Linked DNA regions of Homo sapiens: region 1 is linked to region 2. A link is a loop called in an ENCODE intact Hi-C map of the cell type or tissue named here. Cell type or tissue: OCI-LY7. All regions are shown on one strand. Region 1 overlaps VPS37B (VPS37B subunit of ESCRT-I). Region 2 overlaps MTRFR (mitochondrial translation release factor in rescue).

Region 1 (4,000 bases), 360 kb before region 2:
CAAATGTAATGAAGTATCTGGAAATGAAACAATCATCTTTAATCATCTAGGTGGCCCTAATCCAATGACAAGAGTCCTTTTTTTTTTTTTTTTTTTTTTTGAGGCAGTCTGGCTCTGTCACCCAGGTTGGAGTGCAGTGGGGCAATCTCGGCTCACTACAACCTCCGCCTCCCAGGTTCAAGCGATTCTCCTGCCTCAGATTCTCCTGCCTCAGCCTCCTGAGTAGCTGGGATTACAGGCGCATGCCACCACACCTGGCTAATTTTTGTGTTTTCAGTAGAGACGGGGTTTTACCATGTTGGCCAGGCTGGTCTCAAACTCCTGGCCTCAAGTGATCTGCCCGCCTTGGCCTCCCAAAGTGTTAGAATTACATGCGTGAGCCACCCTGCCCGGCCGACAAGAGTCCTTTTAAGAGACACATGGAGAAGACAGAGGCAGACGTGAAAGCCATGTGAAGACGGGGGCAGCATGATGTGGTCACAAGCCCAGGACGCCAGCACACATGAGAAGCTGGAAGCGGCAAAGAAGAGTCCTCCCCTAGAGCCTCCAGAGGGAACAGGGTACCCTGATTTCAGACTTCTGGCCTCCAGAGCTGTGACAGAATTAAGTTTCTGTTGTTGCAAGCTGCCCAGTTTGTGGTCATGTTACAGCAGCCACAGGACTAGTACAGTGCTGGAATCTTCCACCTGTTCTTGAAAACCACTGTCTATCCTGCTCTGTGCCCCAGCAGCCACCTGGCTGACCTATACCAACCCTTCACCCGGACACTCACCCTCAGGTTCTGGTTGGATTCAGCAATGAGGATCAACAGTAGGAGGAAGATGAAAAGGGACAGCGGAGATGGGGAGTGTTCCCCGGGTTGCCTCGCTGAGGTGCGGCTGCAGCTGGGCCAGGTCCTCCAACCCTCCCTTCCTCCAAGGCAGCCCTCTCCTCTGCCCCTCCCGCAGGCCTGGAAGTGAGAAGTGCATGGCTGTTGCTAATCCTGCATCAGGCTTTGGGGGTCTCCACGCTGCCCTCTCCTTGTGGGGAATCCCTTTATTCAACTCCTCACCAATCCCTCATGCTGACTGTGCCATGTCTTGCCAGAAGCCTGACTGAAATAGTTAGAACAGTTTACCCCATGACACAAAATGACACTTGAGCTCACATCCACTCTTTTAATGGTGACCATAAAGCCCCTTAAGAGTAGAACCATGTCTTAATCATTCCCCTGTGCCCAGAACCTAGCGCAGTACCCAGGCTAACACAGGCACATAGCTAAATACTTGCTTGATTGGGCTCGGTGGCTCACGCCTATAATCCCAGCACTTTGAGAGACCGAGGCGGGCGGATCACTTGAGGTCAGGCATTGGAGACCAGCCTGGCCAACATGGTGAAACCCCGTTTCTGCTAAAACTACAAAAATTAGCCAGGCATGGTGGTGTGCGCCTGTAGTCTCAGCTACTTGGGAGGCTGAGGCAGGCAGGAGAATCACTTGAACCCAGGAGTCAGAGGCTACAGTGAGCCGAGATCGTGCCAATGTACTCCAAAAAAAACTTGCTCAATTTTAACCATAAGAATCTTCATAATTGGGGCCTCAGGACACTATCTGTCAGTCATTGTGAAAATCCTGCTAAGCTTTTTTGAAGATTAGCCTTTTTGAATGTTCAAATTCATAAACAGTAACGTCATGGGTTGATACAACCAGCTATAAACTGGGAAACTACTTGCATTCCTAGCTTTTACTCCAGCAGTGATAACAGTTTGGCAGTGAAATGGAAAGGGGGAAAAATGAAGATGATGACACTGATGGCTGGAAAGCGAAGCTACCCATTAACTGTGGTGAAACATGAGACACAAAACACACACGGAGACACAGACACAAGCTGGCTTTGTGCGACGCTTCTCTTCACTGAAATCAGCCCTCTCCCACTTAGAAAGCATATCAGAATGTTAGAGTAGCATTACTGTCATGAGAGCCTCGAAGCCACTATATTTACACGTGTAATTTACACACCGGTGCAGTAGCTCACGCCTGTCATTCTAGCACTAAGGAAGGTAGAGGCAGGAGGATTGCTTGAGCCCAGGAGACCAAGACCAGCCTAGGCAACGGAGTGAGGCACTGATCTCCACAGAAAGGAAAAAAAAAAAACAAACACGACACACACACAGAAAAACCCTAATCCCAAGCTTCCATTTCTACAGCTCATCAGGGCCACAATGACATGCTCCAGCACAGTGGTTGGCCCATTCATCTGTTCGTTCATTCATACAAGAAATACTTGGGAAGCACCTCTGTGTGCCAGGCTCGGGGGAGACACCATCATCACAGGGAGTCTGGCTCAGAGTCTCAGTCAAGCCCATCCTCCTACGTAAGGCACTGAGCGTTGTGCACTGCCCAACTCCAGGGGGTGCCATTCACTTCGTACTGCAGCACTGCATACCCGCACAGACTGCATCTGCTCTTCCAATAAAAGGCTCAAAAGAGAAAAAGGGGAAAAATCAAAACAGATGTGATTTTAACGGTTTAAGTAAGACAAGTTACTGGTGCTGATCTGAAAACTTTGCTCTTGTCAGTATCTTCCACATTTCAACAAAATTTGCTGACATTTGTTGAGCATAGCTAGCATGTGCCACCTTCTCTTAGTTCCACTGTCTCCATTCTATCCTCTGTGACAGTGAGACAAATTTGTCCTCATTTTACTCAAGAGACAGGAAACACAATCTTAGGAAGGTTAAACGAGCTGTCAAAGTTACAACTGCTAGTAACTCCCTCCAGAGCTGCGATCTTAACTACTGTGCAGTGGCTCACGCCTGTAGCCCCAGTTACTTGGGAGGCTGAAGCAAGAGGATCACTTGAGCCTAGGAGTTCAAGGCCAGTCTAGGCAACATGGTGAGACCCTATCTCTAAAAATAAATTATGCCAGGTATGGTGGCTCATGGCTGTAAACCCAGCACTCTGGGAGGCCCAGGCAGGCAGATTGTTTAAGCCCAGGAGTTGGTTGGAGAACAGCCTGAGCAATAAAGTAAGACCCCATCTCTACAAAAAATAAAAAATGAGCCAGCCATGGCAGCATGCACCTGTGGTCCCAACTACTGGGAGGCTGAGGAAGGAGGCTTGCTTGAGCCAGGGAAGGCAAGACCGCAGTGGGCTGTAATCACACCACTACACTCCAGCAGAGGATCAAATGGAAATTTACTAGTTTACTATTTCTCTATTTTCATGTTATAACAACAATCATCTAAGGTTCATTCCTATTTATACCTTTTTTAAAAAAACCTTTTATAGAAGATACTTTCAAAAAGTAAAGGTAGAGAGATGAGTATGATGAAACTATGTATAACCGTCTCCTAGGTTCGACAATTAGCAACATTTGCCAATCTTCATCTATATTCCCGCTTTTTTTTAAAAGTAGTTTAAAGCAAACTTCGAGCATCATCATTCATGCTTAAAAATTTTATATTTCTAACAGGTAAGAACTTTTTAACCCTAGCTACAATGCCATAATCACATTTAGCAAAATTCACAATAATCCTTTAATATCATCCTCTGCATGTGTTGGCTCAATTTCTTCTATAAAAAACTTTTTGCCTCATCTATTTGACTACATGAAATACAGTTTATATAGGAAAAGCTGGATAAATGCTTGGTTCTTTTTTTTTTCTTTTTAAACCAACTTTTGGAAGACTGAGTTCATACCTGAGCAAACTCCAAAAATGACCAATAAGCTTTTTGGGAGTATCATTATGAAGTAATGAAGTTTTTATCTCTGATAAAAGGCTGTTCTGGGACACCACTGCTGCCCTGCTCTCCAGTAAAATATGTCTAAGACCAATCCTGTACATTTGCTGCCCCCAAGCTTAGCTGGCCCTTCTCAAAGGAATACTAGTTCCTTTTGGTGGGAAATTTGATTTTCACCTTTTCCTCTCCAGATAAAATTAAATTCAAAGTTATCTATAACACAAAGAAAAGGAATAAAACAAATCTTAGCTTTTGTACTATTCTACTACTAGAAATATT
Region 2 (4,000 bases):
CTGGGGAGGCTGAGGCAAAGAAGCTTGCTTGAGCCCAGGAGGTCAAGGCTGCACTGAGCCATTTTTATGCCACTGCACTCCACTTGGGTGACAGAGGGAGACCCTGTCTCAAAAAAAAAAAAAAGAAGAAGAAACTGCTTTGGTTTGTATATGTTTAAGTCCTAAACAAACACAAGGCATCGTTAATAGAAATATAGGCTTTGAGACTTTTGGAAGAAAATATACAGTGTTGTTATTCCTGCTTTTTTAATGTGTTTCTGTTTTAATAGTGTAGTTGATAAATTATAAAGTTCCCGTTAGATGCCATAAATAGAACAAATATGGGGCCGGGCGCGGTGGCTCACACCTCTCAGCACTTTGAGAGGCCGAGGCGGGCGGATCGCCTGAGGTCAGGAGTTCAACACCAGCCTGAGAAACACGGTGAATCCCCATCTCTACTAAAAATACAAAAAATTAGCCAAGCGTGGCGGCATGCGCCTGTAGTCCCAGCTACTTGGGAGGCTGAGGCAGGAGAATTGCTTGAATCTGGAAGGCGGAGGTTGCAGTGAGCTGAGATTGCGCCACTGCAGTCCAGGCTGGGTGACAGAGTGAGACTCCGGCTAAAAAAAAAAATAGAAGAAATATGATACACACAAATAGCACAGGTGTAATTCTGTGGATTCAAAGTTTTCTGCTTAAAAAAAAATAAACGGGGCCAGGCACTGTGGCTCACGCCTGTAATCCCAGGACTACGGGAGGCCAAGGCAGGCGCATCACCTGATGTCAGGAGAAACCCCCGCCTCTACTAAAAATACAAAATTAGCCGGGCATGATGGCAGGTGCCTGTAGTCCCAGATACTCAGGAGGCTGAGACAGGAGAATCACTTGAACCTGGGAGGCAGAGGTTGCAGTGAGCCAAGATCACGCCATTGCACTCTAGCCTGGGTGACAAGCGAAACTCCGGCTCAAAAATAAAATAAAAATGAACGAGATGTTGGGATTGTGTGAAGTGAATGTTTTCCTCTTTACTTCATTAGCTATCTCTTGAATTCTGCAGCATTAAGCATTCAAGCATTAAGCCTGTTAAATTTAGACCAGACCTAGAGTAGTCTCTTTTTCCTCCCGTCCGCCAAAATCAAAGACTACAGCTCTGCATTTCCTGCTCAATCTATTATGCTTTCCTTGTTTGAGAAATAACTATCTGCAAACACTTACTGTGAGTGAAGGGTGCTTTATCTTCAGCGTAAAACCCCAAGTCTAGGAAATGGCATGGTCTGTTTCAAGCCTTACCAGCAATACTCACTGGTTCCATTTGAGAGGTTTCAGCCCTTAAGGATTTCAGATACCTACAGCAGGAGGATGAGCTAACAGGAGGATGTGAAAGACAGGGAAATGCTACTTTCTTTTTAACTACCATTTTACAGACAGCACCAAAACACTTTTTTTTTTTTTGAGACGGAGTCTCACTCTGTCACCCAGGGTGGAGTGCAGTGGTGTGACCTCAGCCCACTGCAACCTCTGCCTGCCAGGTTGAATCCATTATTCTGCTGCAGCCTCCCGAGTAGCCGGGACTACAGGTGCACACCACCACATCTGGCTAATTTTTTGTATTTTAGTACAGAGGGGGTTTCACCATGTTGCCCAGGCTGGTCTGGAACTCCTGAGCTCAGGCAATCCACCCTCAGCCTCCCAAAGTGCTAGGATTACAGTCATGAGCCACCACACCCAGCCCCAAAACACATTTTTGAAACATGAATTATTATTATTAAGCATTTGTCAGAAAATCATTTTCCCCTCACTTAGCTTCTGGCACCACCTGCTGGCCGTTTTGTCTTTTCAAAGCAGCAACATTGCACGTTGGTCTGTTTAAGCTCAATGTTGTTTGGCCCTTAACTGTTTATTAGGTCATTGTTTTGAGACCTATGGTTTCATCTCCTTCTTAAGGAAGAGACAAGACGGAATAAGCAGGTAATCAGCCCTCCTGAATTCTTGTCTCAGTTTCTTAAATGTCATATAAATAAGAAACATGCTGGGCATGGTGGCTCATGACTGTAATCCCAGCACTTTTTGAGACCGAGGCAGGCAGATTGCTTGAGCTCAGGAGTTTGAGACCAGACTGGGCAACATGATGAAACCCCATCTCTACTTTTTTAGAAAAGAAAAAGAAAAGCTTTTAAAAGTGTCTGTCCTAGCAATCAGAAGAACTTGCTGATTCCTGTGTTCTGGAACAATGCTTGTCAAATTTTATGTGCCTCTGCATCACCTGAGGATCTTGTTAGGCTGCAGGTTCTCATTTGGTAGGTCAGAGCAGGGCCTGAAATCTTCATTCCTAACCATCCTCCACGTGGTGCTTTTGCCACTATGTGGACCACACTTTGGGTAGCAAGATTCTAGAGCTACATTGTCCCATAAAGTAGCCACCAGCACATGTGGCCCAAACTGAGATGTTCTGTAAGTATGACCATAACCTAGAATTTGAAGCCTTCATATTTAGGGGGAAAAAAGAATATCTCAATTTTAAAATATTGGCTGGGTGCAGTGGCTCACACCTGTAATCCCAGCACTTTGGAAGGCTGAGGAAGGCAGATCGCTTGAGTTTGAGTTCCAGACCAGCCACAGCAACATGGTGAAACCCCGTCTCTACAAAAAATCCAAAAATTAGCCAGGCATGCTGGTACATGCCTGTAGTTCCAACTACTCAGGAGGCTGCGGTGAGAGGATGGCTAGAGCCTGGAAGGCAGAGATTGCAGTGAGCTGAGATGGCGCCACTATACTCCAGCCTGGGTGATGGAGCCAGACTGGTCTCAAAATAATAAAACGTTGATCACGTGTGGAAATAATAGTTTTGATATATTGGGTTAAATATACATTTCATCATTTATTATTTCTAATGTAACTACTAGAAAATTTAGAATTTCACATGTGGGTAGCATTAGTTTTGTTTTTTTGTTTGTTTTTTTGAGACAGAGTTTCACTCTGTTGCCAGGCTAGAGTGCAATGGCGCAATCTCGGCTCACCGCAATCTCCACCTCCCAGGTTCAAGCGATTCTCCTGCCTCAGCCTCCCAAGTAGCTGGGACTACAGCTACGTGCAACCATGCCCAGCTAATTTTTTGTATTTTTAGTAGAGACGGGGTTTCACCGTGTTAGCCAGGATGGTCTCGATCTCCTGACCTCATGATCTGCCCGCCTTGGCCTCCCAAAGTGCTGGGATTACAGGCGTGAGCTACCGCGCCCAGCCCAGTAGCGTTAGTTTCTATTGGACACCACTGTTCTAGAACATTAACACAACAGAGGTGACATTTTTTATTTTTTTTTCCCCCAGATGACCCAGTTTCCCAATCTCCTTGTTTCCATGTCACCATCTCTGCTAGCTCAAATCAGTATTTGTTTAATTCTTTTCTTGGGACGATTTCCTTGCCCTCCCATCACACTCCTTTACACCTTCTCAGCCTTCACCATTGCCATCATGATCCCAGGGATCTCATCAAGCAATGAACAGTCCTATGTGCCAGAATACTAGCAGCATCCTTGTTTAAAGCACTTAGCCTTGCCATGGGGTGTGGGGCCTGGACCAGCAGCAACAGCCTCATCTGTGAGCTGGTTAGAAATGCAGAGCCTCGCCGGGCAAGGTGGCTCACGCCTGTAATCCCAGCACTTTGAGAGGCTGAGGCTTGTGGATCATCTGAGGTCAGGAGTTCGAGACCACCCTGACCAACACGGTGAAACCCCATCTCTATTAAAAATACAAAAAAAAAAAAAAAAAAGCTGGACGTGGTGGTGGGCACCTGTAATCCCAGCTACTTGGGATGCTGAGGCAGGAGAATTGCTAGAACCCGGGAGGCGGAGGTTGCAGTGAGCAGTCAGGGTGACGGAGACTCCGTCTAAAAAAAAAAGAAGAAGAAATGCAGAGCCTCAGGCCTCGCCCCAGACCTAGTGAACCAGCATCACAAGTCACAAGACTCCCAGGTGATTTGTATGCACATTAAAGTTTGCATGGGGAGACTGGCTGGTGAGTACTT

Evidence for each region. A loop is a pair of places that touch in the nucleus more often than their neighbours do. Peaks named below come from ENCODE experiments on the same cell type or tissue, not always from the same donor. Only the 100,000 strongest peaks of a DNase experiment are listed, where the experiment ranks them.
Region 1: it touches region 2 in a loop (2.8-fold over the local background); 11 of 110 quality-filtered maps call a loop at or near these places.

The regions. Positions count from the first base shown.
Region 1 is chr12:122,878,557-122,882,556 of GRCh38, forward strand. All of the region lies in intron 1 of VPS37B (VPS37B subunit of ESCRT-I), which reads right to left. Among named protein-coding and RNA genes, the nearest start is that of VPS37B, 16 kb to the right of the region's middle. In OCI-LY7, CTCF peaks have their summits at 2,399 (motif pointing right) and 2,599; a DNase peak (open chromatin) is centred at 2,385.
Region 2 is chr12:123,236,483-123,240,482 of GRCh38, forward strand. The region is part of intron 1 of MTRFR (mitochondrial translation release factor in rescue); the gene reads left to right. It also overlaps a transcript of MPHOSPH9 not described here. Among named protein-coding and RNA genes, the nearest start is that of MTRFR, 5.0 kb to the left of the region's middle. RefSeq lists enhancers at 1,033-1,082, 1,693-1,892. In OCI-LY7, a CTCF peak has its summit at 1,807 (motif pointing left); a DNase peak (open chromatin) is centred at 1,809; H3K4me3 peaks cover 403 bases; H3K27ac peaks cover 1,377 bases.